2 separate regions of the Homo sapiens genome follow, and region 2 is linked to region 1. A link is a loop called in an ENCODE intact Hi-C map of the cell type or tissue named here. Cell type or tissue: HepG2. All regions are shown on one strand. Each heading gives the region's core, and the rest is flanking DNA. Links, peaks and the distances in the headings are about the cores only. Region 1 overlaps IRS1 (insulin receptor substrate 1). Region 2 has its middle 140 kb from the start of MIR5702.

Region 1 (15,588 bases), core at 5,168-10,167:
GGAATACCAGGATGCTTTAAAAAGTTGGGTAACATTTCAAAAATTTTTCTCATCATGGATTTTTAAGAATGGGAAAGATCTAAGTATGATTAAAACAGTATTTTCCTTTCCTACTTAGACTTTTTGAGGGGACATTAAATGCAGCATTTTAAAAGTTCAAATCCTTTAAGTAGATTGTGAAATTACAACCACAGCTGAGTAGTGGTTTTTCTGGTGATGGGGAATATAAGTCATGTTTATTCCTTCTTTACATCTTCCTGTATTTTATACATTTTCTGTATTATATTCAAGATACTTTTTTTTTTAAAAAGCACACAGCTGTTTATGTTAACTGAAAGAGAAATATGCTGTTTTGATTCATTTCTTTAAGTGGAGGAAATTAATTTATATTAATTTTCTAGTTCCATCTACAATATAAGATTTCAAACAATGACCTCTATTGAAAAAAGGTCATCACTACGGTCATTTTTTTAAAGCACAGTTGGATAAGGAAGAGTTACTTTCTAACAATTTAGTATGTGACAGTGGCCAAGCAACTTAAAATATTTTACTCTTATTTCCCTAGTAAAAGTAGAAACGACTAGCAATGCCCCAACTAGATTTTTATTACTATATTGCCCTTGATTTAACATATTGGCAAGAAGTTTCAAAACATATAAATACAGGATGAAAACATTTGTCAATTGTTCTGACCAAGAATGCATTGCTGAGTGTACAGATCTTTCCATCACACTTATACTCTTGTGCTGTTTCCAGCTGCTTTCCCAGTAAAAACGATCAGTAAGCTGAGACAATGTAAAAGGAAGCAAAGTCTTTATTTGTTTTTCAGCTATTATAGGCATAGTTTAAGTGGGTAGAACCCAGAAGATGTAAATTCCTACTAGATGCAATAATGCAATAATCCATAGGTGTCAAGTAGCATTGCTCAAGTGTTGACTTATTTGATAATGCTTTAAAAATTACATTTTTCATTACTGGCAACAGGATTAGGTGGGTTTTATCTTACAAGAATATACACGCAGAAGGACATAGTAGATACTGATGTGGTGATGAAATTTTGTCAAAATGTAATTTCCTGCTACTAAATCTCGTGACAGGTGCATTGTATTTCTGCCTTCAGAAGTTATTCCCCAATGATGTAACCAGACAGAATGCATTGTAGGAATATCACCACTTGATATTTGCAGTGTCTTCTCTTAAGGAAATGTTTTGCCTTTTTGTTTCCAGTTTCTGCCTGTTACAAATGAATTTTTGCATTTGTAAAACTTTGTAGCAATATTTGCTACCTCTGGTCTGTCAATTGTCTCCCTTCAGTCAATTGAAGTGGTGTATATATAAAGTGTATTAAACATATGTACGCCTATGCGGGCTTTTCCCCTGCTTATTCCAGTCTTTATCATTGTATTTATGCTTATTGCATTGAATGACTGACTGCAAGACCCTAGTATGGGCATTGCTTTTTTCTTTTTTAAAAAATATATTAAGTTACGCAAATGTTTGCCTTTTTTGAGTGAGTTGCTTTATTCAAGTTCAGCCTTGCTTGATTGTGAGTATGTGGAGCTAGGGAGATACAGACAGATGAACTTTAGTCTCATTAAGCATATGTTGAGGTCTGTCTCTAAAGTGAGGAGACTTCCTTTCCAACAAACTCATCAGAGCAAGTGTTGTACACAACTCTGATTTTGGAACTTCGGTTTCGGAACTCTTTGGCTTTAGATAATACCTCGCTGGGAACAATTACCCAGCTTAATCAGTCCCATTATTCACCATATTTGGCTCTCAAAGCTTTTTGGCTGTCTCCAAAGATCAAACGTGTCCTCAGAGGGCTAAGACTGGCTGCTATAGAGACTATTCAAAAGAATATGCCCAAGGCTGAGCAGGCATTCCAAAAATGCTGCAAACAATGGCTGCATGACTGGAATAAGTATGCAGCCCCCAAGTTGGCTGTTGTGAAGGACAGTTCTCACTGAAGGATGTCCATGTCATTATTTGGTAGCTAAACTTTATGTGCCTACACAGATACACACACCCTGTACAAAGACAAACAGGTGTGAACTTCAGACTTTCCCTTTTGAGACAAGTGTTGATCAGGACTTAAGATAAGGGGCTTTGAAAAGTAGTGTGCTAAGTAAGACTTTGGAAGGAAGGTGTCGATGCACTTGATACGTCCTTTTATTCCCTGCTCTTTGAACATACTTGTGGATAATGACAGAGATCATTTCCAAGTGGCCCAAAGCAACAGATTTCAGCACCCAGTGAAGCCACCTGTTTTTCCCTCTCCTCACAGGGCCCTGGGTCTCTGTCCTTATGCATCCGTGCAGGTTGGTACGTGTGATGATAAAAGAGGGTACAGTGTGTTCCTGTACTAAGCTGTTTACCCACCCCTTCTGGAGAAGAGCCAGATATGAAATGAAAAACATACCATATGCCCTTTGCTTTCTCCCCCATTTTATGTTCGGCAGTTTGTTTGTTTGTCACAAGTCCTTTAATAAAGTGTGGCCTTCCTGCCTAATTAGAGGCCCAGAGCTGTGAAGCTCTGTTAAGCGCTAATCTAGAAATTCTGGTGGGAACATTCCTATATGCATTCAGGAGAATCTTGACAGTAAATAAGAGATCTGGAGCTTGTTGTGGGGAGTTTCCTAGCATACCAATGGCTTGTGAAGGGACGGGCTTTCTTTTCATTTGTGGACACCACAATTGTAGACACACAGAGTAAATCCTGTTTCTCTGGCAATTAAAGGGGCAAACTTGGAATGCTTCCTTTTTTGTTTGTTTTTATATTGTGATCGTCATGCCAAGTCTTTATTAGTGAGTTAAAAATACAGTTTGTTTACCTGTCTTTTAGAGGCAGAGTTAATATTTAAAAATAAATAGAAATCTCCTAAAACTAGAGTCATCATTTGGTAAACTTTGACTTATCAGAAAACCATTGCGTAATGAATGATGACTGATGCCAGCCATGATCATTCCCTTCAAGAGGAGACAGAGGGAAAAAGATATGAGGTTGGTCCAAAAGTAATTGTGGTTTTTGCAATTTATTTTATGGCAAAAACCGCAATTGCTTTTGCTCCACCCTAATATATCGGTCCACACTTACGTTGCGTGTATTTTGGAAGCTGTCACTATCCTTGTAGGTGATATGCATTATTACTGCTACATCTTGACCTTATGTCAATGTAGCATGTCCTTGTTGTCTCTATAATTAGATAAAGTCCTCTTAGCTTGTCATTCAAGGTTCTTCACCATCTACCTCAAGCTACATTTGTAGACTTAATTCCTTCTATCCCTCCTTAGATATCTTGGGGTCCAGTGAAGCCACATCCTCTACTTGAGCCTGCTCACGGCTACCATCTCACCCTGTAGGACCTTGTCATATGTTCTCAATGGGAAGCGTCCTTTTCCTTTTCATTTATTTAACTCCTATTTATTAAGTACTACCACGTGGCAAGCCTTGTGTTATCTTCTGGGACTGCAACACCAAAGCAACATAGACACAATCCCAGTTTCCACATCCCCACATTATTCTTTTTCTTCCAAAACCAAGCCAGGTGTGTCAGTGAGATGCTCCCCTTACACCCCTAGCTGGGAGGATTCTTTCCATCCTCCATGTGTCTAGAGCTATTGCCCCCATGCATGTATCTTGGCATGTACTGATGTCTACTTCACATGCCATGTATTTATGAACAGAACTTGCCTTCCTTTCTAGAATTACTAGAAGGCAGGGCTTCCAACAGAATCCAGCTTTCTACACTTCCTAGTATTTAGTGCAACCACGTACTCATTCAACAAGTATTTCTGATCTACTCTCTGCTAAATACCCTTTGATGCACTCTGTAGATACTGATATTTATAGATAAGTTTTGAATGCATGAAAAACAAGGACCTGTAAAAGACTAGGTAGTGTAATACTTGAGTAAAAGATGCTTTATGAGGTTGAAAAGGAACCAACCCAAATGTCCAACAATGATAGACTGGATTAAGAAAATGTGGCACATATACACCATGGAATACTATGCAGCCATAAAAAATGATGAGTTCATGTCCTTTGTAGGGACATGGATGAAATTGGAAATCATCATTCTCAGTAAACTATCACAAGAACAAAAAACCAAACAGCGCATATTCTCACTCATAGGTGGGAATTGAACAATGAGATCACATGGATGCAGGAAGGGGAACATCACACTCTGGGGACTGTTGTGGGGTGGGGGGAGGGGGGAGGGATAACACTGGGAGATATACCTAATGCTAGATGACGAGTTAGTGGGTGCAGCACACCAGCATGGCACATGTATACGTATGTAACTAACCTGCACAATGTGCATGTGTACCCTAAAACTTAAAGTATAATAATAAAAAAAGTAAAAAAAAAAGAGTCTTCACTCTGAAGGGGAATCACGGATAGTGACCCTTTAAAATTTACCTTCTTGACTTGCAAAGAAGAAATGCTGTGCTTCTGCCTAAATAACTTATTTCTATTAGACGTAAATCTGAATCTTTTTGTTTTCTTATTTAATGATTCAGTAGGTCCGTTTTGCTTGGGTCTCCCTTTGCATCTAAAATTCTCATGTCAAACAATGTTTGTGCACATGAAAAATTGATTTCCGATTTTGTCATGTGAAGCTCTGCAACTTCAAATTCTAAAATCTGCAGCTGACTTTCAACCAGAAGGAGATACAACACAGACTGACTACAACCCGCTCATGTCGGATGGTCATTTTACATAGCAACTAATGATGTATGTTTTTGCTTCAATCACAACACCAAAGAATTTTCTATTTTTCCTTTGCTAAACCTCTGAAACATCCAGATCATGTTGATTTGTTTACAGATTCCACATTGATGACTTTTGGTTAGTGATTTCTTTAGACTCTTGCATTTTGAAATAAATAAAAAGCTAAATACAGTTTGTTGATCATATTTAGGTGGACAGTACTATTTGTGCCTGTAACTTCAGTTTATGTGACGCTGCCCCTTGTAAAAGAAAGGTTCTAAAGTAGTGATTGTGCAGTTTGAGATACCTGTGGTGCTGAATTCTTTCCTTTTTCTTTTCAGAATGAAGACCTAAATGACCTCAGCAAATCCTCTTCTAACTCATGGGTACCCAGACTCTAAATATTTCATGATTCACAACTAGGACCTCATATCTTCCTCATCAGTAGATGGTACGATGCATCCATTTCAGTTTGTTTACTTTATCCAATCCTCAGGATTTCATTGACTGAACTGCACGTTCTATATTGTGCCAAGCGAAAAAAAAAAATGCACTGTGACACCAGAATAATGAGTCTGCATAAACTTCATCTTCAACCTTAAGGACTTAGCTGGCCACAGTGAGCTGATGTGCCCACCACCGTGTCATGAGAGAATGGGTTTACTCTCAATGCATTTTCAAGATACATTTCATCTGCTGCTGAAACTGTGTACGACAAAGCATCATTGTAAATTATTTCATACAAAACTGTTCACGTTGGGTGGAGAGAGTATTAAATATTTAACATAGGTTTTGATTTATATGTGTAATTTTTTAAATGAAAATGTAACTTTTCTTACAGCACATCTTTTTTTTGGATGTGGGATGGAGGTATACAATGTTCTGTTGTAAAGAGTGGAGCAAATGCTTAAAACAAGGCTTAAAAGAGTAGAATAGGGTATGATCCTTGTTTTAAGATTGTAATTCAGAAAACATAATATAAGAATCATAGTGCCATAGATGGTTCTCAATTGTATAGTTATATTTGCTGATACTATCTCTTGTCATATAAACCTGATGTTGAGCTGAGTTCCTTATAAGAATTAATCTTAATTTTGTATTTTTTCCTGTAAGACAATAGGCCATGTTAATTAAACTGAAGAAGGATATATTTGGCTGGGTGTTTTCAAATGTCAGCTTAAAATTGGTAATTGAATGGAAGCAAAATTATAAGAAGAGGAAATTAAAGTCTTCCATTGCATGTATTGTAAACAGAAGGAGATGGGTGATTCCTTCAATTCAAAAGCTCTCTTTGGAATGAACAATGTGGGCGTTTGTAAATTCTGGAAATGTCTTTCTATTCATAATAAACTAGATACTGTTGATCTTTTCTTCTGTCCCCTCCCCCCACCACTTCTGTAAGTTTCCTGCTCTATTCCCACCATTTTTTTCTGTGCACACATTATGATATATTTCATTTCCTGCATTGTCTTGAGAAAGATGGTAAGGCAAGTGAGCTGTTGCTAACCAGAAATTAAAATTCCAGTAAGTGTTTTTCATTATGACCAGGGCTATGTGTCACCTTCCCTAAGACTCTTACCTTATCTCATATTTTTTGAGAACTTCCAGTGTTACATTATTTAACTGAATGTAATTGGCCCATTTGCCTTGGTGGGTGCTGGCCTATTAGTGATTAGTTAACAAAACACAGCGTACAGAGAGCACAGAAAAGCTTAATGACCTGCTACTGAAACACCTAGCCAGCAGTGAAAATGTTAATTCTTTTCTTGTTTGGAAAGTATACACGTCTTGGAATTTTTTCCACGTGAAAAACAAATGGCAATGAATGCATTTAAAGATATTGCCGACAGATTTTTAAATCTTTTTACCAGGAAACTTCCTAAAGGTTAAATGAATTAATGCAAATATCAGGCTCCCTCTGAGTCTGTGGGAGCCTCTATCTCTCTATCAGGAATTCGCATCCCTACTATTGGGAGGAGCAACATTTTATTTCTCTGAACGCCTAAGCTCCCTGGGTGGGAGTGGGGACTACAAGGTAGGGGCCAGGGTTGGAGGGCATTGTAGTGGCTGCTGCCTCCTGATGAACTGTTTGGGGACCCCAGCTCTACTCAAAAGGGAGCGGAGATAAATGGAACCCCTCACACTGCTGAGGCCCGTGTTACTGTTCATTCAGCCAGGTGGCATGTACCTCACAGACTGTTGTGCAGTGTCCGTTATTGCAGATTTTAATCATTTGCATGCTCATCAATTTCTAAGATAAATAGGGTCTAGAGTCATAAGAATCCATTGTTTTCAAGGAACTTGCAGAATTACATCATTTCCTATTAGTAGAGAGCACTACCCATTTTGAAAATCTGATATGAAAGTTGTTTTTTACTCTTGTAAAAAAAGACTTTCTTAGTCAAACTAACTTTTCATATTTTCAAGCATTCTGATTCATACTCTTGCTAGTGGAAGAAGAGAGCAAGCTGCCCTGCTCTTTTCCTTTGAGGACTGAAATAGTTAAAGAGAAATCAATGAACAAAGTCACTCCCAACCATTTTCCTGTAAAGCTGGTTATTATTTCTCAAGGAACCTACACTTTGAATATGTGTTACCGAGATACCTCTACATGTGGAATTATCAACATGTTTTGAATGAGAGCAGAAATGAACAGACTGGAAAAATCTATCTCTTGGTTTCTATTTCTCTGACTTTTTGAGTCGAAAAGCATAAAGGTAGAAATTCTTATTTAAGCTGCTTCTAGTGGTGCCTGAGCTGGTTTTGATGGTGGCATCAAACTACCGATTTAAAACTGGAAGTTGCTGGTACTCAAACCAAAAGTTCATACTCTGGCGACACGAAGGGTTTCCTTTGAGCAACGTCAGCTGCTGAGTCCTTGTGTTCAGTTCCCATTGAGGAGAGTTGGCTTTTATCCATTTCAAAGCATTTGTAGGCCAGCCAAGGGCTTTCATTATTGAGGCTTCTAGTGGCCTCTGGTTAACCTAGAAGTTAGTGGGTTTTTCTTGATGACACCAACCTCTCACAGCGTTTTTCCTTAGAGACTTAAGCAGAGTTTTAAAATCCTCTTTTGCGAAAAGAACAAATATGTTTTATGACTTTGATGATATCTTCATTCTGGGCAAAAGAATGGCCCTAGAACCAGCTAGAAGTGAAGAGAATCCATTAATGATCAACCACCTGAGTCAATAATGAGAAATCAGTACTGATGTTACATTTGTGGCTATTTCTTGCTGACTTTCAAAGGTCAAGGACTCTTGACTAATCCAGTGACTGCAAAAATGGATCTACTAAAAGTCATCTAGCCAGAAGTAGAGATTTTTAACCTTTCTTTCCCTGGCTTTTGTCTTCTAGCTATCATTTAAATTTGAGACATTTGAAGTATTAAGAAACAATTTTTCTGTATGGTAAGAAACAGTATTTTACAATACTGAAGCCCTGTTTTATTCAATCTTGCATCTTGAATACAATATACCACAAAGTCGGAAACTTTATATTTATTTACTGCAGGTGGTTAAAAAAAGGGGGGAAAGGGTTTCACCATCCACTGACAACGAGAGCCATGACAAATAGTATCCATGTGCAGTCTTCCAACTGCTGGTGACAATGACCCCATATTTGGTCTCATGCTGCTTTTGCAGAGCACTCTGTAGGTTAGTCCATCACACAAGGAGGCCCTGAATCCAGACACTGTGAATTAAGACCTTGGCGGGGAGAGATGTGACCCTTTTGGTAGGAATGGGAAGAAGAATGGGTGGAAGCCAATATGAAATTTCTTCTTTGCAATGACTTGACAGGGGAGTTAATGTTCCTAGGATGCCATGAATGATGAATGTTAGTTGGAGGTAATGCTGTATATGTGTGTGTGTGTGTGTGTGTGTGTTTGTGTGTGTGTATATATATGTGTGTGTGTATATATATGTGACATGTGTGTGTCTTTGTGTGTGTGTATATATATGTGACGTGTGTGTGGGATGTGTGTGTGTATATATAGATGAATATATACAAATATATAGATATATACACACATATATAGATATATATACACATATATAGATATATATACACACATATATAGATACACATATGTGTGTGTGTGTATATATATATATATATATATATAGATGTATAGGCTTGTGAGAAACTTGAGAGGAAGAAGCATGCTCTTCTAGGAATGTGAGGAAATATGACCTTGCCAAGACTAAAAGACCTCTAGACTGTGAGCTCAGTTATGGAGAACAAAAACAGCTTCATAGTGAGTAGAACACCGAGGATAAACACTGGGGCCATGGGTCCTTTCTGAGGCAGCGCCACAGAAGATCTTTGTGGTCCTTCCGTAGTTCTGTAAGTCTGTCTCCTAAGTATGGGTAGAGAATATGTAGCCTGTTGTGTGTCTCCCACTACTTGTAAACAGAGCATCACATTAGGGGCAGGGAGGAGGTGGAATGATATTGGAGGTGCTTAACCCTACTCGAGGAATTAATTATGAATAAAGAGCTTATAATTAGCTAACATGACTAGAAAACACATGACTTAGGTGGAGAGTTAGCTTTCTTTTCTAGTTTGTGTATGACTTGCCATTTGTGACGTATACACCAAAAGATCTGGTGTTTTAGACTTCTGCCATTCACTTGGCATTTAAATCTCTCTTTGCTTATGCTGTTAACGAGTATGCCATAGGATAGGACAAATTCAGTAAACAGGAAAACTTGTCCATATTTGCATAGACATTTGTAGGGTTTTTTTTTTCTTTTTCTTTTTAGAACTTCACCATTGGCTTAAGAATGTAGTTCCCAAAACAATTTTTTCTTGCAAAGTACTTTCCTTACACCTCTTGGCTACAGGGTGGGCCAAATTAAACATATATGTATTTTCATTTAATGTATGTGCAGTTTGGTTTATCATCTTAAGATGGTGGTGCTGCCCCGGTGCTACTTCATCTGTGTACACAAAGACCAATGCATGGTCTGTATTGCTACCAAAACATTTACTGTATATATGTTTATAACATGTATTATGTATATATGTAATGGGTGCCAGGCCAGGTATATATTTTTTATTTAGAAGTGTTTCACTTTTCCAAGTTTTCTTTATAGTGTTATGCTTATTTTCAATTTTTTTTTTCCTGATTCTGTCTGGTACTTAGAATTGTAGTGTCTTCATCATCAATTAAAGAAAACTGTCTAAATGAATTCATGGATGTAAATATTAGTGGTCCTTAATGTCTTTGATTGCTGGACATGAAACAAACTGCCAATTAAATTTTGCGGAGACATTTGATTGGGTAAGAGCAGTGTATGCTGTTTAACATGCTTTCCTAAATGATTTTGGAACAGATAGGTGGGCCTCACCCTATCACTCTTCAGTTGGCTTTCAATGGCTAAGTGTATAAAGAAAAAGACCTCAGTCAAGGTTTTAAGCTGCTTTTGATGGTAGTGCTGGCAAAGGTAGAGGGGAGAGGGGAGCAAAAATCCATCCTCTTGGTGGAAAGGTTTTTGTTCCCTTGATATGCATACTTGAATCTTTAGTGTGCACACAGATCTCTTAAAGAATTTGTTCGGCCGGGTACAGGTGGCTCACGCCTGTAATCCCAGAACTTTGGGAGGCTGAGGCGGGTGGATCATGAGGTCAGGAGTTCAAGACCAGCCTAGCCAAGATGGTGAAAACCTCTCTCTACTAAAAATACAAAAAAATTAGCCGGGCGTGGTGGCAGGCACCTGTAATCCCAGCTACTCGGGAGGCTGAGGCAGAGAATTGCTTGAACCTGGGAGGCAGAGGTTACAGTGAGCCCAGATAGCGCCACTGCACTCCAGCCTGGGTGAAAGAGTGAGACTCCATCTCAGAAAAAAAAAAAAAGCAGATCGTCATCTCAGGGCCTGGGGCCAGGCCTGAGATCCTGCACTTCTAACCAGCTCCCAGAAGAGGCCAGTCCTGCTAGTTCCAATGACACTGAGTACCGAGGCAAAGCAGTTGGTGTTTCTCAGGCCTGGCTGCATATTAGCATGATCTGAGTGGCTTTAGAAAACACATCCATGGCCAGGCCAACTTAGGAGATGCATACTGATTAAATTGGTTGGAGATGGGGCCTGGACATCTGTTATCATTGTTGTTGCTGCTGTTTTTCATGCTTCCCAGCAGATTCTAGCAAGTGGTGAGTGCTAAGAACCAGTGCTGGAAAGAGTTACCCAAACTTGTCCGATTACTAGAGCTGCTATTAGAAATCCTGATTCCCTGGAGTGGTCTAGGAATGTGTATCTTTAAGCAGGTGACTCTTCTGCTTGGAAAGTTTGGGAAATACTGATTTCTGTACAACTGGAGATTTGTGGGTCATTTCTCCACTAGAAAGGATAATAACACCTATAATTTTTGAAAATAATAAATCATGTTGCCAATATTGAAGCAGTCAAGCACCCCCAACTTCTGTGAGCTATCTTGCTTAAACCATTTAAAATAGAAGATGATTGATGTGTCCTATGTTTCAGGGCAAACTCACATTATTGGACACTTTAGTATTTAAGGCTGAGCATGGTGGTTCCCGCCTATAATCTCAGTGCTTTGGGAGGCTGAGACAGGAGGATCACTTGAGGCTAGGAGTTCAGGACCAGCCTGCAGAAAAATGTGAGACCCTATCTGTAAAAAAAATTTAAAAATTCAGCCAGATGTGGTGGTGTGCACCTGTAGTTCCAGATATTTGGGAGGCTGAGGTGGGAGGGTTGCTTGAGCCTCTGAGGTTGAGGCTGCAACAAACTATGATTACACCACCACACTCCAACCTGGGCCACAGAGTAAAATCCCATCTCAAAAAATATTAATTAAAAAATTTAATATTATTACAAAAATTTTTATGAGCATGATGCTCCGCTGAGAGTATAAAGACTGACTTTTCCACCCTTACTTGGTGCACCAGGCTAGAGGGATCTTCCTTCTGTTTGCCAGTGTAAGCGATATTTTTATTGTTAAGAAGCAGCACACAACATGATTTAGTAAATGCTTAAAGTCATTATTTGATCTTCACTTTATATTATCTTCCTCCATTTATACTTAAACACTGATTTTTCCCTCCCAATGGTATTGCAAAGCAAACATCACTCTAATCCCTTTGAAATTATATGTAAACATCAATAATTAGTATTAATTTGAGGGAAGTTTAGTTGGAATGTATTAATGGTGCAATTTATAGCATAACTGTCTTATTACCTTTACACATATACAGAAACAAAATAGCAAGTAAAATGTCAATGAAAGGCCTTTGAGAATTAATGGTCAAGGAGAATCTGTAATTACCTCACTGATTCTATTATAAACAATAGCAACATTTATTCTGCATTCATTGTGGGCTAGCCACTAGGATTTATATCAATTATTTTATTTTCCCAGCAACCTAGAGGTAGATAAGGAGTAAGTCTGTGGTCACAGGCTGCTGAGGGGAGGAGCTTCTTGCCATACTGAGGACTTCTTTTTTTTTTTTTTTTTAGACAGAGTCTCACTCTGTCTCCTAGGCTAGAGTACAGCGATGGGATCTTGGCTTGCTGCAACCTCAGCCTCCTGGGTTCAAGAGATTCTCCTGCCTCAGTCTCCCAAGTAGCTGGGATTATAGGCGCATGCCAACATGCCAGATAATTTTCATATTTTTTATACAGACAGGGTTTCACCATGTTGGCCAGGCTGGTTTCGAACTCCTGACCTTAAGTAGTCCACTCGAGGGCAGGACCCCAGCCTCCCAAAGTGCTGGGATTAGAGGCGTGAGCCACTGTGCTTAGCCTGAGGACTTCTTGATGGTTTATATTCTCATTGACACCGCTGCAAATTTCTGGTTTCCAAGTACTTAAAAAATAATTTTCCATTAATTAAAAACATTGTTACTCCAGCTGCCTTGTGTGACAAATTCGCTGAGCAAACATCATCTCACAGAAGCCTGAAAGTAAAGCTCTGTCCAACTGATAACTTTCACCCTACGAGGTAACAGGGCCTTATTCTATTTATTTCCATTCTTTGTCTTGGTGTCTAGCTTAGATCATTTGTGTCAAAAGTCATTTTCTGGTTCCCTATTGATTTTCCCAATAAGTGCACCTCTTTTCAGCAACACGATTGAAATATCTGGCTTTATTTTAGGAACACACAGGACAGTAGGTTAAATGTGAAAGCCACATGAAATCCTAACAGCTGTTGTTTTAGGCGTTAGGATTTATGTATTACCTCCTGTAAACCCTTTTAAATGAGAACTTCTACTATTATCTGTTAGGGATATCAATGATTAGAAAAATGGCCAAGATTGGCAATGGGAAAAATGGGAGGCGGATGCTTGGGTATCATCTGAATTGAAGAATGAGTCCTCACCTGAAGTGAATGAATGATTGAAGCTCTTTTCTGATATACACTCAGTGTTTTTCAGAACTTGAGCTGCAGACCACCTATATCAGAGTTTCTAAAGGGCTTAAAACAATACAGATTTTAACAAGGGCTACAGGAAACTATATTAATAAATGGTTCCCCAATAACACACACACACACACACCCCTTCTCTCTGGGGTTGTTCTACACCTGACCCTGGAGGAACACGTTATTGGAGTTCATTAGGCAATATCCTATCTGCTTCCATTTCTATGTTAGTTGCCCCAAATCTCAAGGACTAAAGTCCCATAATTGTAAATGTGAGAGAAGAAATGATACAGGTGGAGTTCCTCATTGCTCCCAAAAAGCAAACAATCCGTAAAGTAAAAATTAGTAAAATTTGTCTAAACTTATGTAGGAAGTAGCATGAAAATAAGGATATTAGGTAAATTTTTGTATACAGCATCATACAGAATTTTCCTAATTCTATAAAATAAGCATATATATATATATACATGTATAGATATATATATGTAAATGGAAGACTCTGTTCCAAAATATTAACAAGTGGTATGTCTGATGGCATTGTGAATAATTTTTCTTTTCTGTTTTTCTGTGAGTGTTTATAATAATCATATCTCTTTTTATCTGGAGAAAGAAAATAATAAAATATTATTTAAAAATACAAAAGGGGTTGGATGAGAATCTTAGTGAACCCCCACATTTAAACTTGCTACTCCATAGTCTATAAATCAAAGATCATTCCCTGCTCTGACCCAGAGGCCAAATCCAGCCTGCTGCCTGTTTTTGTAAATAAAGTTTTATTGAAACATAACTGCACTCATTCATTTACATATTGCCTGTGGCACCACGACAGCAGAATTGAGTAGCTGCAACAAAGACTGAATGGCCTGAAAAGTAAAATACTATTTGGCCCTTCATAGAAAATGTTTGCTGGCCCCTGCCATAGCTGTTTTCAAGAAAGAATTGGGATCTGAGGCAAACCCCCTTGCCCTGGGCTTCTGAAATTCTCCCGGACCTGCTAAAAAAGTTATCCTGGAAGATGTTGGAGCTTTGTTGCTGCAATTACAAGTGCTGTTGGATAGAGTTTATGATCCCCTCTGACTCCTTATGCAATGACTGTTGAAGTGCTAATAGGACTTCTTAAAAGTGTTTATCTACAAACACCAGAACACTATTTTACAGCTGGGCAAGTAAATACAGTTCAGCTTAATTAGAGTAGAGCTAGGATGACTTTTTTGTTGATGCCTCAATTTTTCTAGATAAAAAAACAAAAACAGTAGAAATCATTTAGAGTGGTCCTTTTCAAATAGACATTGGGTTTCCTCAAGGGTCCACAGGAAGTTCAGAGCAAACTGTGGCACCCAGAGTGGCAGGACCTCACCCCATAGGAGGGACAATAAACAGGCAGGTCTTTTCCATTCTTTTTTTCTAACTTATGATCAGCTGCAGTGCTGAGAATAGAGATGAGTCGCAGGAAAGTGAATTCTGTCCAGGAAGACAGTGCATGGTAACCTACCAGAGGCGGATAAAATATGTGGGGATTATTGGATTTAAAAAAAAAGAACCATTGTTCTAAACTGAGTCACAGATAAAATAGGAAGGTATTTCCTTGGCATTTTCATCATAAAATCCCACTATTCATTCATCACACCCTAAATTCTAGAAGGGGACTTGTCCAAGGTCACCCAGTTAGAAAGTAGGATTCCAACTTAGTTTCATTAATAATCCAAACACACGGAAACTGAAAAAGAAACCATGTTCTTTAAAATCCTGGTAAACATTTACGTCACTTGGTTGACAAAAAATGCCATGGAGAATCTCTTGATTTTCAGTTTTGATGCTCCAGGCACAACTTGTGCCCCTCCCCAGGTCCCGCTCTTTAATCCAACTTCCTTCTCCAGCGCTTCTGAAGGCTTCTGGTTGAGTCAGGATGGAAGTGCTCCTTGGCTGTCTCGTATTAACCTCTTAACACTCAACTCTTAATTAAAAGTTTTTCCCTACCCTAATGGGGTACACGCTGCTTCTCATTTGCTTTTCACAAAAAACGGAAGCCAAATACACACACACACACACACACACACACACACACACACACACCCTCACCCCACCCACACACACAGCCAGCCACACACACAAACACATTCCACCCATACACACACACCCACAAACACACCCCATTCATACACACATACAATTCGAGGAGGAAATGTTAATGATTTGTCTAAAACAGCAACTTTTGTGTTTTTTTCTTTTTTTTTTTTCATCAGCAGGGTGTTTCTGGTTTAAATTCAAAGGTTTCATTTAATTACACATCCTCCTCTCCTCCCCGCCACACACCAACTATTCCAGTTAGGAGAGTCCCATCCCCCATATGTGAAAAAAAAGATGTAGAGTTCTGAGTCTGGTTTACTTCATCTGTTGAAAAATAAAGTAAGTTTGGCTGAGCTAAACAAACTTCTTCCTGAATAGAGTAACCCTCCCATGTCTGTTTGCCGAAATGTTTGACAGATGGAAATCTG
Region 2 (15,588 bases), core at 6,047-11,046, 220 kb after region 1:
ATCTATTCTCTTAACAAATTTCAAGTAGACAATACAGTATTAATAGCTTCAATTGTGGTCACTTTGCTACAGTCCCTTTGTTCTTGATTCCCAGAACTTATTTATCGTATAATTGAAAGTTTGTGCCCTTTGATCAACATCTCCCCATTTCTTTCCCCCTTCCTACCCCCAATTCCTGGCAACCCTACTCTGATCTCTTCTATGAGTTTGATTTTTTAGATTTCACATATAAGTGAGATCATGGAGTATTTCTCTTTCTGGTGTCTGGCTTATTTCGTTTAGCATAATGTCCTCCAGGTTTATCCATGTTGTTGCAAATAACAGGATTTCCTTCCTTTTTATGGCTAAATAATATTCCATTATAAGTGTATGTGGATATATATATATCTCTCTACATATCATATATATATCTACATATCATATATATATCTACATATCATATGTATATCTACATATCATATATATAATTTTTTTATCCGTTCATTTGTTGATAGACACTGGTTGTTTCTGTATCTTGGCTATTGTGACTAGTGCTGCAATAAAGGTGGGAGTGCAGATACCTCTTTGTGATTCTGAATTCACTTCCTTTGGATATATACTCAGAAATGGGATCACTGGATCATATGGTAATTCTATTTTTAATTTTTTGAGGAATCTTTATACTCTTTTTCATAATGGCTGCACCAATTTACACTCCCATCAATAGTGTACAAGGGCTTGGAAAAGGAGATTTTTATTTGTAGCTGTCTTTCCTTAAAACAGACAATATGTTGTACAGGTTAGTCGCTGATGGGGAATATTTTTCTATCTATCTATTTATCTATCTATCTATCTATCTATCTATCTATCTATCTATCTATCTATCTATCTGTATGTCTGTCTGTCTGTCTGTCTATTTATCTATTTTTGCCAGGACTTTAAACTGTAAAGGCAGGTAAGTTTCCAATGAACCTCAGAGAACTTGTGTGCAAGCTTTCAACCTTTTAGTTAGTATTTATCGTGAGTAGGTAGCACAAGGTGAGCTGCCCCAAATCTAGCTATTTTTGTCTTATTTTGAACTATTTTGAGAGATGAGAAAGGAGCTTGTGGAAGGGTTAAACTTGTGAATTCATGAATGCATTAAGAAGAATGGAAATTCTTATTACATATCAGAGAAGTAATCTTCTTGAATTGAGGAAAATACTCAGTGATATTATTAGAAACTCGAAAGATTGGAAGGAAATTGAAAAGGCTTATTCCTGGAACACTGTTTTTAGAAAAGCATACCTAGAAATTCCAGGAGGGATGTGATTGCTGTGTGTAACATGCTTTGGTTTTAATGTCAAAACATGAGCAGGAGGAGAGAGAAACAAAGTAAGTTACACTGATTTAAGAGAGGCAGGTGAGAGACATTCTTATTAGAAACATTAACATCTTGGTAGATGGCAGAAGGTACAGACTTGACTATAAAGGTGGTATCAAGTGCTCTCAGTGATGAGGTTAAAGGGCCACAGGCTGGCCAGGGGATGTGGGAGATGCTTCAGCATGACTGAGAGGTGAACAAAGTCACCCCAAGCAGAGAGCATCCTAGGCCATGACCAGTCAGCAAGATCCCCAGGGATGAGACCAGAGACAGAGTAGCAGGCACCAGGGTAGTGGCTGTTTTGTTCAGCCATTCAGTTGCAAAGCCCAAGGATGTACAGGGGGCACTATGTGGATTCTGAGACTCTGTCTCTTCCTCTCTGTCATAGGGTGCTGTTTGTTATGCTCCTGCCTCATGTAGTTGGAGGCCAACTTAGAGAAGAGCAGGGGAGAATAAGAGGACCTGAGAAAGTAGGCATCTGTCTCAAGGAATTAAGTTATTGCTTCAAACCAAGTCAATTGAGTGGACTAAAGCACAGTTTTATTTTCCCCTCCTACCCATTAGATGGGTGTCATAAATGATCAGATTATAGGTTAGATTATATTTTTCAGTTATAGAGAAAAAAAGTATCTTATTAAAATTTTTTACATTTATGTAGAGTGTAAGTAAATTGGGTCTTCTAGTACACAGGGAGATTTTATTATGCAAAATGGGTTAATATAACTTGGATTTTTGTCCTCACTCAAATCTCCTGTTGAAATGTAATCTCCAATGTTGGAGGTGGGGCCTGGTGAGAGGCTTTGGAATTATGGGAATGGATCCCTCACCAATGGCTTTGGCCATCCCCTTGGTGATAAGTGAACTCTCCAACAGTTCACAAGAGATCTCTGAACACACAAAGAACACAAAAATTCTGTGGCACTTCCCACCCCAACTCTTTCTCCCTTTTGCTCCTGCTCCCCCTACATTCTTCTGCCGTGATTGGAAGCTTCCTGAGGCCTCACCAAAAGCTGAGCAGATGCTGGTGCCAGGCTTGTATAGCCTGCAGAACTGTGAGCCAGTTAAACCTCTTTTCTTTATAAATTGCTCAGACTCAGGTATTTCTGTGTAAGAATGCAAAAATGACCTAACACAGGGATTCACATACAAACTGGTACTTAGTAGGCTTCAAGAAGAGGCAACTCTTTTCCTGGCCTGCCAGTTCCTAGACTGTATTCTAACACCATATCCTCTCTGTGCTCACCCTTCACTCCTGGACACTTCCAGGGTTCTCTTTGCTTCTTAGGCTAATCCAGAAATAGGACAGGGATACATTTTTAGACTACCTCCCCTCCAAACCCTCCCTTTGTCCAGCTTTCAAAAGTCTGGCTGTTAGTGAGGCCACAGGGATATGCCTGAATCTCAAGGGAATGATCTGCTCTGTGCTCACGGTCCTAATTTGTGATGTAGGCCTGACCTCTGGCTGGGGCTGGTGAGTCTTCTTTCATTCAATAAATAGACTGTATGAGCAGTGGTATTGCACCTGGGAAAGGAAACTAGACACACAATTTCCCTTCATGAAGCACCCAGTCTGAAAAACAAACAGCAACAGGGACAAAAGAAAGATGGGAAATTAAACAGGTATTCTCCACACCGAAACTGTTTTAGAGGTGCAATAGAGGACAGGAGCACTTGGCAAAATATGAAAAACTGAAATGATTTATTTAGGTTGAACTTTCTATCATTACTGTGAGACTGGGACTTTCTAAATGTCTTTAGCAACAAGATACCACGAAAGATGAGAGAAAGAACATTTAACAAAAATGAACTTGTTCAATTTTCTATACCCTTGACTGAACACAAGACTTTCTTATATAAAGAACTACTTTATACAATAACAGTGGACCAAGTAGAGGATGGCATGGAATAACATAAATCTCTCCCTCAATTTGGAAAAAAGAAAAGGAGTTTTCCTGTTGGTCTGTGATATGGTTTGTCTCTGTGTCCCTACCCAAATATCTTATTGAATTGTAATCCCCAATGCTGGAGGTGGAGCCTAGTGGGAGGTGATTGGATCATGGGGGTGGTTTCTCATGGTTTAGCACCATCCCCATAGTGCTGTTTTATGAAGAGTGCTCACAAGATCTGGCTGTTTAAAAGTGTGTGACACCTCCCCCGACTCTCTTCCACTTGCTCCAGACATATAAGACATGCCTGCTTCCCCTTTGCCTTCCATCATCATTGTAAGTTTCCTGGGGCCTCCCCAGCCATGCTTCCTGTACAGCCTATGGAACACTGAGCCAATTAAATCTCATTTCTTTATAAATTACCCTGTCTCAGGTAGTTCTTTATAGCAATGCAAGAATGAACTAAAACAGTTTGTGTTGTCATCTTTGGCTACAATGGAAAAAAACATGTTTATACACAGTAGGGAAACGAACTCCAAGTACATCCGTATTTATCCAGGAAATAAGCGCAACATGTGGAACTCAAACTTGCCTTCATCTTATTTCCCAGTCCTTTGCTGTTTTGCCACTTTTGGCTACCCAGTTTCATCAACATTGGAGGCCCACCCAGGGGATCTTGGTGTCAGCAAGAAAAGATGCAATTTCAGTTAGGCGTAAACATGAAAATTTGTTTTAAATGTGTGAAATCACAGCTAATGGGATTCCAGACATTTCTCTGTAATGTGCAATGGAATTTATAATAAGATGCTTGTATAAAACCATGCTACTGGAACAACTGGGCTTCCAATTTATAAATAAAAATCTAAATTAAATATGAAGATACTTAATAAGAATGCATGTACACTGTTTCAGAGCTTAAATTTCTACTTAATAATGTACTGTGAATCTCTGTCACTGCCAGTAAATACGTATCTACCTTTTTTTTTCTTTTTTGAGATGGAGTCTCTCTCTGTCACCCAGGCTGTAGTGCAGTGGTGCGATCTCGGCTCACTGCAACCTCTGCCTCCTGGGTTCAAGCAATTCTCTGCCTCAGCTTCCCGAGTAGCTAGAACACAGGTGCCCACCACCATGCCCAGCTGATTTTTGTATTTTTTGTAGAGATAGGGTTTCACCATGTTGGCTAGACTGGTCTGTAACTCCTGACCTCAAGTGATCTGCCCTCCTTGGCCTCCTAAAGTGCTGGCATTATGGGTGTGAGCCACCGTGCCCAGCCATATCTACATTTTTATGTAATACTTTAGTATTACATCTTATGATGTAACTGTAGTTTATTCAACAAATCCCTTAATTTTGGATGTTGAAGTTATTCTGATTTTTTGTCAGTATAAGCAATTGTGCAATATCTTTGTGTAGATATGTATACATATGTGTATGTGTATCTTTGAGAAATTATGTGATTATTTGCTTAGACTAAATTCACAGAATAGCAGTTGCTGAATTAATGCATTTAAATATTTTCAATGCTTTTAATATATGTTAAAAATTTGGTCTCTAAAAATTTTGTGTTAATTTATACATCTACCAGCTGTCCATGCATATGTCTGTATCCCTTACCCTGACCAACACTAACATTTATTATTTAAATTTGTTTTCAACATCTGAGAGTGAAAAAGGATGTCTCAATGTCACTTGTATTTGCATTTATTTGATTTCTGTTAAGATTGATGACTTTTTAAAAGGTTTATTTCTTTATTTGGGAATTGCCTGTTCATATCGGTTGCTCATTTTTAAAATTGCTATATGTAGTAGGTCTAGTGGTGGCCCCAAAAAAGGTAAGTCTATGTCCTAGCCCCCAGAACCTGTAAATATGAACTTATTTGGAAAAAGGGCCTGTGTAGCTCTATTAAGGATCTGAAGATAAGATCATCCTATGTTATTTGGGTGGGTCCAGAATCCAATGACAAATATTCTTGTAAGAGACATGAAAGTATAAGACATAGACAAAGAGAAGAAGGCCATTAAACAAAAGCAAAGGTTGCAGCTTTGCAGCCATAAGCCAAAGGACCGCTGGAGCCACACCAGAAGTGGAAAGAGGTAAGGAATCTCTCCACTAGAGCCTTCTGAGGGAGTGGGGCCCTGCTGATACCTTGATTTGGACTTCTGGTCTCCAGGACTGTGAGAGGATAAATTTCTGTTGTTACAGGTTGCCTAGTTTATGGTAATTTGTTATGGTAGCCTTAGGAAACTAACATAGTGTATTTACAGATTTTTTTAAAAACTGACCACAATTTACATTTTAAGATTATTAACGATTTTTCTGTTATGTATGTGACAAATACTTTCCTCCTAATTTTTTATTTAAAAAATTTTGTTTATGTTTGTATTTCTCCATGGAAATTAAAAAGTTTTTTTTTCCTGTGGTCTTTTAAAAAATGTGAATAAACTTTGTGTTTCAGAGCAGTTTTGGAGGCACGGCAACATTGAGAGGAATACAAAAATGTTCCATATATACTCTGTCCTCACCCATGCCTAGCCTCCCCTACTGTGGTCATCCAATACCACAGTGATCCATTTATCACAATAGATGAACCTGCGCTGGCACGTCATTACCCAAAGCCCATGGTTTATATGAGGGTTTACTCTTGGTGTTATAGATCCCATAACTTTTGACAAATGCATAATGACAGATATTCACCATTATGGTATCACACAGAATAGTTTTACTGCCCTAAAAATCCTCTGTGCTCTGCCTAGTCATCCTTCTCTTTTCTACCAAGGAACTAATTTTAGTTTACCCATACCTCTCAATCATTTTTTTAGTGTTTTTGCTTTTGATGATATTTTTAGAATGTTTACAAATGTACCTTTAATTAAACAATTAATGGTTTCACCTATGACATTTAAATTGTGATTACTTAGAATTTATTTTGGCATAAGGTTTCCTAGAGAGGAGAATACAACCTTCCACATTTTGTTGTATGTTTTGGTATTTGTTATGTGAAGAAAGTATTTCTTTCTTCATAAACTTGATATATCAAGTGAAACTAAGTCTATTAATGCAGTTATTGCTTGTTGGACTTTGAATTAAATTCCCATCAGTGATAACTATATGGTGAGCATGAAGGAGGCCAAAAGACCATTTGAATGGTTAAGTATGAAGTATGTCCATAAGGGACAGTTCACCTAGGATGGGGAGAGACTGGCCCTATCAGTCATTCCTTTTGGAAAATAGTGATGTTAGGTGCTACAGGAGAAGGTGAGTCTCTTAAACCAGCCTTTGTTCTGTTCCACTATAACCTGTGCACTTCCTACTGTCATCATTCTGGGACCTGGAGTGAATGTAGGCCTGGGTTTTATGCTGCTTCAGTTTTGAGCATACTTACATTTACAGTCCACAACAAAGGTCATTTGTGTTTACTTGAAAAGTATAAGAATCATGTACTTTTATAACACATTTTGTCATTTGAAAAATATCTGTTACTCTTGGTTTTCTAAAAAATGTTTTGTTAACTCATGATTATTCTTTCAATGAATTTCGGATCATTCGTCAAGATCCCACTCTCTACCCTCATCTCCACAACAAAAATTGCCTAATTTTTATTTGGAGTACCTAATATTTATAGTTGGAAGGGAATTGACATCTTTAGAATATTGAAACTTCCCATGCAGGAAGACTCATTCATTACATAAGTCTTCTTATATAAAAGCATTTTGAGTCCCTGAGTAAAATTCTGAGGTTTTTATTTTTTTAATGTGACCCTTTAGCACTTATGTTTAAGTTTAGTTGAAAATATTTAAGATGTTTGCATTTAGAAGAGTGTATTTTATATATTACATTAAAAATGGTAATTACCAAAATATTAGATAGTATTAATTTTTCTTTGTTTTATGTTGATTCTAGTTGAAAATGATGAATCTATATCTTCCTTTCAAATATTCATATGCCTTGCTTGATTTACATGGCTGATTGTATTAGCTAGTCCTTTCAGAAATTAGCTTATAATGGTGAGAGTGGGCCTTCTAGCTTTATTTCTGATTTGAAAGGAAACACATCTCATGTTTCAGTAATGGGGACATCGTTACATCTAACTCATAATCAAAGCATATTCTTCCTTCAAGCTTCACAGATGCTGTTCTAATAGTTTCATTCTGCTATAATAGTTTTTGTTCCCCCTTTGTCTTTTGTCTCATACTTTTACAATGCAGGAACAGTCAAGACTTAGAGTTTTCAGTAGAAGGGTAAGTTATTTGTCTTTGCTCCTGTCCTTGACCTTGTTGTCTCATATCTTTCTTGGATTTTCAGATGAGGTGCAGGCTGTTCTACACATTACTCCATTTCTAGAAGGCCTTCATTTAGTGTTTTAGTGTATCGCTACTCTGGTGTTATTTTCCTTACTCTACTGTTTTGGATAATAATATTAAACATAAAACAAAACAGTACTACGCAAAAGTCTGGTTCATGCCTGCCTCATTCATAGCAATTTGCTTTGCTTACTCCCAGCATTGATTGTGCCTGGAAGTAGATTCTATCTTTTCAGAGAAATTCCCAGGGGTCCACGTGCAACCTGCCTGTTCTCTGAGAGGGGGAAAGCCTCTCTGTCAAGGAGCCTTTATTCATTCACTATGCCATGTGTTTAAGCCTTGATATGTGTTTCACAATCCAGATCTAACCCCCTTATAATTAATGCCAGTTCCTCCTAGATTCTGGTTTTAGGTTGACTATCAATCTTAGTTTTTCTGTGTGTTGTCAATGTGTCCTCTTTTGCCCAGTGTTCGTTTGTATTTAATGAGAAGATGGGGGAGGCTATGCTGGGAACTGCTCACCATACATTTTTTTGTGTTTGTCTCATGTATGTTTACTCCTAGAGAAACCTGTTTATATTTAACTTATCCTGGTCTAATTTCATAGGTTAAGTTTGGTCAAAACATGTTGGTTATATTTCAAAATCTTGTACTCTGATCTCTTTGAAAAGTTTGCAGGGTCATGTTGAGTCATTCACTAGAGACTGTCTGGAGTTTGTTAATTATAAGTAGTTTAAATAAAATCTCTCCTAGGAATAAATGATAGGAACAAAGGATAGGACAACAATGGTTAAAAAGGGGGCTAATTCTGAAGAGTTTCCGGGTTGCCAAGCTATTTTTCTCCTTTTTAGTACTTACCACTATCATGATTAAATTATTGTGTAACTAGTTGTTTAATGTCCAAGTGTCTCTTTTAATACAAACTCAATGAGAATAAAGGCTGTATCTGTCTCTTTCATTGCTGTATCTTCAGCATCTAACAGAGTCTTGCCCATGAAGTGCTCAAGTCATATGTATCAAATGAATGAGTAAAGGTTACCGCTGTGTCTATCCACTCCCATGCCACACCCCAAAAGACATACCTCAGAGGAAACACTAGCATTTAGTAGAAACTATTTTCTTTAATTCTGACCAGATAAATGAGTCATGACTGACAATAACTTATGCAGCAAAGAGATGCATTTTTTGGACTTACATCCTGAGATGAGAAGTGCTAAGACAGAGATGATCAAGAAGAAAGATCACAATTATTTTAATTAAAAATTGAGGCTACCCTCAAAAATGTTTGTAAAGTTAGTTTAAAAAACTAAAATGTAGCTTAAAACAATACTATTAGCCACCCACATGTGTTTGTAAAATCTTTTGGATATATAGACTTTTATGCAGTGATGGTCAGAAACAAAGCCATTGCATGCTTTTTCCAAACATTCTCAAATTATGGTCTAATGTCTTAAATCATAAGAAGTACCTCAAGTCTTAAAGTAAGCATCTCCATTTGGCTTGATGTATGTTTAGTCTATTCCTTCCTGGCAAAAATATTTTAGTGTAAGTGTCCGAGCATAAGGATGACAAAATGTTTTCTTTCCTACTCATTTGTGTGGTCTTGTTTAATAAAAATTATACAGAAAAAACTAAGAATTTGTTCAGGGGGAATATATATGTATATATGCATATATATATGCAGATACATATATATGCATATATATATATGCAGATACATATATATGCATATATATATATATATGCAGTTTACTTAGCATTAAGAATAATTCATGAAAAGAAAGATTTCTAAGTGAGAAAAAAACAAGAGACCATTTCTTTTTTTCATTTACTGTTCTAGCTATTTAATAGAAGTTTGCCTCCTTTCATTTAGAAAAAATGAAAACCTTCCAACAAAAAGAAAATAGTTTTAATATTTGTGAATAATTTTATATATAATACTTTAGCACTTTGTCCCTCACTATTTAATAATACATAGGTGTGGATTTGTTTTCACTCTTGAAACTTTTCCACTGTATGCCTATAATGTTATTCTTATAATGCTAGTACATAGGTAGATAGGAAGAAAACTACTTTTAATTCAGAAAGTATGTACTGAATTCTTCTTATGTGCATAATTTGTTATGGAGTATTCTAAGAAACTTATAACGTAAATATCAAGACAAGATGTATTCATGTGGAATAATTATATGTCCCCGTAAAGCAATGTGTGACAAGCTATTCTAGTGAGCAGTTGGGATTTGCTATAGAAGTATAGAAAAAGGAATATCCCAGGAGGCTAGAAGAGATGGTGTGTGCCCTATAGTTTAAACATAATATGGATCTTAAGAAGAGTAAGTTTAGATAAAAGAAATGAAGGGAAAGGCCATTTCCACTCAGGAAAACAGGATGAGCAAAGATTTTCAGTTGAGAGTGAGTATAGGACAGAAAACTTGAGCTGTGGTGAAGCTGGCCATGAAGGGTGGGCCAAATTCTGAAGCATTTTGAGGTCCAAGCTTCTGAATTGGGATTCTAGTTTTTAGATTGTGAAAGGGGAGTTTTGTAAAAAGAAAGAAAATGTTAAAATTTAATTAAATTTGGAAGCAACATGTAGGGTAAATGGGAATATAGAAGGAGTAAAGACAGAGTACATATGGTATATCTAGAAGTGACAATTCTAGGATTACAGTTGTGGAAGTGGATGGAGGCATCTGATATGGTTTAGCTGTGTCCCCACCCAAATCTCATCTTGAATTGTAGTCCCCATAATCCCCATGTGTTGAAGGAGGGACTCAGTGGGAGGTGATTGGATCATGGGGGCAGGTTCCCCAATCTGATCTCGTGATAGTGAGTGAGTTCTCATGAGATCTGATGGTTTTATAAGCATCTGGCAATTCCCCTCCTTACACTCACACTCACTGTCTCCTGCTGCCTAGTGAAGAAGGTGCCTGCTTCCCCTTCCACCATGATTGCAAGTTTCCTGAGGCCTCCCCAGCCATGTGGAACTGTGAGTCAGTTAAACCTCTTTCTTTATAAATTATCCAGCCTTGGGCAATATCTTTATAGCAGTGTGAGACTAGACTAATGTAGTGGCCATTCTCTATTTGGTTGTCCAAATAGAAATGTCTCTAAGACGGCTGGAGATCGAGGCTGAAATTGCCCAAGAAGACAAAACAGAGACACAGATCTGAATGGTCAGCAGTGAAGCAATTATGAAAATGAAGAGAAATTGTAATGATAAAGATATGATGTTCTAGATAGAGGACTAAAGACAGAACTTTGGAAAATTTGCCCTGTCAGTTGCTTGGGGGAGGAGGAAAAAGTGGAAATGAGTGGTGGGAGATAGGGATAAAACCTAACGTCAGTCAAGTACAGTGTCAGAAACAACAGGTGTTCCCTGCCCATGATTATTAAGTCAAGTCTGAGGGCTATGAAAACATTTTGAATTTGCCAAAAAGAAAGCGGCTGGGCGTGGTGGCTCACGTCTGTAATCCCAGCACTTCGGGAGGCTGAGGTGGGCGGATCATGAAGTCAAGAGATGGAGACCATCCTGGCCAACAAGGTGAAACCCATCTCTACTAAAAATACAAAAATTAGCTGGGCATGGTGGCATGCACCTGTAGTCCCAGCTACTCAGGAGGCTGAGGCAGGAGAATTGCTTGAACCTGGGAGGCAAAGGTTGAGTGAGCCAAGATTGTGCCACTGCACTCCAGCCTGGTGACAGAGTGAGACTCCGTGGGGAGAGAGAGAGAGAGAGAGAGGAAGGGAGGAAGGAAGTAAGGAAGGAAAGAAGGAAAGAAGGAAGGAAGGAAAGTTATTTAGCCTTTGTGGGGAGGCATATTTGGGTAGAAGAGTGTGGACAGAAGTAAGATTGCAAGGCACTGGGGAGAGAACTGGAGTAGTAGAAATGAATTAATGATTGCATGATGCTGGTTTAAGAAACTTGGCAGGGAAAAGGACAGAGGCATGGGTGTAATGAGAGAAAACAGAAGGGTCAAGCAAAGACATTTTCAAAATGGCTAAATAAGTGAAATGTGCAAAATATAGAAATTTAGAGGGAAAGCAGCTTTTGAAGATGGCTGGGGGTGACGGAATGAGGATAAGAACTGTGCACTGACAGGAATTGAGGATGCAGGTGCAGCGTTCCTTACCTTAGAGAAGGATGACATTTATTTCACAGCATTCAAGCGCAGGGTCTAAAGGAGGTTAGGTGAGGAAACTAAGGGCTTATGGCCTTATAATAATCGTTATTATTATTGCAGGACAATAAGGGCAGGAATTTGCTGGCAAGAATAGAGAAAAGGAGTGAGGAATAGAAATATTTACATAGTAAAGTCTCGTATATCAGTCCCACATTTAATTTATGTGAATATTACCAAATATGCTTTGGAAAAAAAAAAAGGCAAGGTAACCCATGCCTTGGGTTTCACATGGATAAATTATTGAACCTGTTCTCCATGTAAAGCATGATTTAAGTTTTTCTTTGGCCATAAAATGAAATCATAGTGTATCTCGTATGGTGGACACTGCAATGTGCACCAAGATTCTCCTTCTGCATTGAAGAACATATTTCCCCTGCTGCTAGGAATGCTGCCAGAAAACACTCTAGCTGTCATTCCATTTTGGAGATTGTCTTGGCTGAAGAAATTTGCCTCACCCAAGGTCATAGCCCTTTCTGGATGGCCACATCCAGTGAGCGATCAATATAGGGTGTAAAAACCTGACCTTCTCTCTCCAGCAGGGAATAAATCTGAACGTCCAAGCTCCAGAGCTTCCCACAGGGTTTGCTGAATTCTTTATTAATATTGTATTCTGCTCTCATTCCTTCCATTTAGCAGGTGCTCAAGATCACTTCCTAAACATCCGTTATGTTAATCTATGTTTGAATATCTGTTTCTGGGGAAACCAACCTGCAACAGTTGAAAGACTTATTCCTCCACGTGCAGTAAATGCTACTAGCAGACAGCTGTCAAATGTCAGGCTCCTTTAATTTGTCTCAGCTGAAGAAAACTTTCTCTACCAAGTCATAGCTCCTTCTAGGCACAGCCCATGTTCCATGACTGATTGATGCAGTGTCATCCTCGCTTTACCTTGGAACATTTCTGATAGGCCAGTCACATTCAAATCTCCCCAGGGCACTGGCTGAAACCCTAGTTGAGACCGCATTGCAACCCAGCTTTTCCTTCTGTCCAGTTCTCCTTCCATCCCTTCCCTTTAACGGGTGCAATTCCAAGGGCACCCAATCAACCTTCTGCATGCTAAGGTCCATCTATATGTCGGCTTCCTGTGAAACCTATCCTACAATATCTTGCTATCCCATATTATTTTTTAATATCGATTTTTACCTTGGCAAAGTATTCCAGTAAAGGTTCATTGTTTTATTTGACCCTGGAACTAAATAAGTTGTTAAATATATCTTAATGCTTAATGTTTTCCGTAAAGAGGTTTTCCTCCAGTGCTCATGGTTTAGGTTTTTGTTTGTTTGTGTGTTTGTTTGTTTGTTTTGACAAGACAGAGTCTTACTTGTCCCCAGGCTGGAGGCTGGAGTGCAACGGAATGATCTCGGCTCACTTCAACCTCCACCTCTTGGGTTCAAGTGATTCTCCTGCCTCAGCCTCCCGAGTAGTTGGAACTACAGGTGCGTGCCACCACGCCCAGCTAATTTTTGTATTTTTAGTAGAGACCGGGTTTTGCCATGTTGGCCAGGATGGTCTCTATCTCTTGACCTTGTGATCCGCCCACCTCGCCCTCCCAAACTGCTGGGATTACAAGTGTGAGCTACCGTGCCCGGCCTCATGGTTTAATTTTTAAAGGTCTGCTGATAATGCCACCTGGTTTAGGATATTTGTGTATAATATTTTCCTTCATTAATTTCAGTTATCAAAAACTCTTACCTTAAACTTTATTTGAGCTTCTTTTTATTAAGTTAAATTTCTAATTGCTTGATACCTTTACAGGATATTAGTCAATACATGTGCCTGGTTAGCCACAATATCTAGAAGATAATTTCTATTATTCTTTTACTAAATACTGAACACAAATTTCTATCACGCTGGTAACTTTAGCTGAGAGTGGCAGAAATTGCTGGTTGTTCTTCAGTATCTATTTTCCCTTTATTATTTAGTTATAGATTTTTTTTCTTAAAAACGGAGAGCATAATGCTACTTTGTTAAATATTACACTTCCCATTTTCTCTTACAGCTAGGTATGTCCATGTGACTAAATTTTGGGCATTTGGAATGTGAGTGGGAATGGTGCTTGAAATTTCTAGGGAAGAACAACTGCCTGCTCTTGGATGTAGTCACAATGGCAGAAGATAGAGGAGTGGACCATGTTGAGGATGGCAGAACAAAACAGATAGAGCCTGGCTTCCAACACAGGCCACCATACTAGCCAAGACTTTTACATAGGAAAAAAAAAATGAAACATCTATCTTATTTAAGCCCTTATTACTTTGAGTCTCTCTAATAGGAGCCAAATCAATTCTTTAATCCTTTAAGAATATGCATATCTGCAAGATGCTTCCTAATGTTATATTCATGTAATTAGTTAGTAGCTTGCCAATAGGTTGGGAAATACATAAAGTCTTCTAAAATTATGTTTATTAACATGGGCTATATGTGCTCCTATGGGGAACTGATAGCTTGCCAGAGTCCAATTATTTGCAGGATCAATATGACACATAGTCCCCAAGTGTTGACTTCACTCAGAGTTTAATAAAAAATAATTTCAAAAATTCCCTAAGGTAAATAATTTTAATATTCATACAGATATATATGTTACATATATTTTATATATAACTATAAATATAATTATATAGAGATAGATGTTAAGGTATAACTCAAAATTATCATAATATTTTAGGACAGATACAAAGTTTAAAAGACATTTAATGCTTGAAGTGTGCTACTTTCTACTGTGTTTACCATCCAACCAGTGGGCTCATGTTCCCAATCCCTTTACTTTTATGGTACTTAGTGGAGAAGTTTTTGAAAAACACTTGCCTCTGCAGATATTCTGTATCAAAATCAGGAGCTCTCCAGCTGAATCAAAATGACCTTTTCCTTATTTACATCAGCATTTAATTTTGTTCCACATGGGTTATAATACCATTAGTTAAATCAATGCTTTGGTATTTTAGAAACATCCTATTTTAGGAATTTTAGAATGAACTTCTGTGATTTTTTTGACTTTATTATTTGAATGCTTCATCTACTCTTATTACCATTTAAAACAGAGGTCTTATTTATTCCAGCTCAGTAGTTATACATGACTGAGTCTGGCTCAGACCAGGGAGGCCAATTTATTGTTTTTGGCCGTCCTTTTCCAACTTTGTTATTCAAACCCCTGGGTTGCTACATGCTAGTTTTTGAGTGTCTGATAGTGTTTGAGGGATTCCGAGAAGCAGAATGTGAGAATGCTGCTTGGGCTCTAGTGAGTAATATAAATTTTGGTATAAAGTTAAAAATGCAAATATAAGTAGGTTTTCTTCCTGATTGGAATTAGACTTTAATCTAATTAGAATATTATTTGTAATATTAAATCTAAGAGCTAACAATGGGGATGAAGAGCAGAACAGATAGTTGAAGATGTTTAACATAGTTTTGAACACAGACATGTTAGGGTAGCTTTGGAATGCTGAACAGAACCAATGAAGTAGCTAGCACTTACAAAAGCCAGGTAGAATGGCTTTGCTCTGTGCCCTTATGAAATGGGTTTATTTGTGAAGGGGATGGCAGAGAGGATGGGAGAATGCTTTAGCTCCGATACTTACCATCAGCAAGGGGTCCCTTTTCCTTAGCCCAACAACTATTGGAATTAAAAATTGGAAAACAGGAAGCCATTATTCTATATTTGTGCTTTCAGATCAACCTCAGAGCGTGGGCTTTATGCTGAGCAACATGAGGAGTTTACAGGAGCAAACAAATGGGCAAAGGGGCTTATGAAACAGAACAATGTAAAGCCGCCAGTGCTCAATTGCAAAAGTCCATGGAGGTTGCATTTGGAACCTGCTGGTCCATTGATCACAGTACTTGGGCAAAGTCAGCTGCAGCTGAGGAAAAGCCTAGAAAACTGAGG

What was found. Hi-C counts contacts between places; a loop is a spot of excess contacts. Peaks named below come from ENCODE experiments on the same cell type or tissue, not always from the same donor. Only the 100,000 strongest peaks of a DNase experiment are listed, where the experiment ranks them.
Region 2: a loop joins it to region 1, with 11 times the contacts of the local background. A loop is called at or near these places in 1 of 110 quality-filtered maps.

Annotation. Positions count from the first base shown.
Region 1 is chr2:226,725,718-226,741,305 of GRCh38, reverse strand. IRS1 (insulin receptor substrate 1) reads left to right here. Exons shown (of 2, transcript NM_005544.3): 2 at 5,056-9,994. Among named protein-coding and RNA genes, the nearest start is that of IRS1, 66 kb to the left of the region's middle. In HepG2, for the core only: no CTCF peak of the experiment used is centred there; DNase peaks (open chromatin) are centred at 7,935 and 8,285; H3K4me3 peaks cover 814 bases.
Region 2 is chr2:226,508,123-226,523,710 of GRCh38, reverse strand. No RefSeq gene overlaps it. Among named protein-coding and RNA genes, the nearest start is that of MIR5702, 140 kb to the left of the region's middle. In HepG2, for the core only: no CTCF peak of the experiment used is centred there; a DNase peak (open chromatin) is centred at 8,130.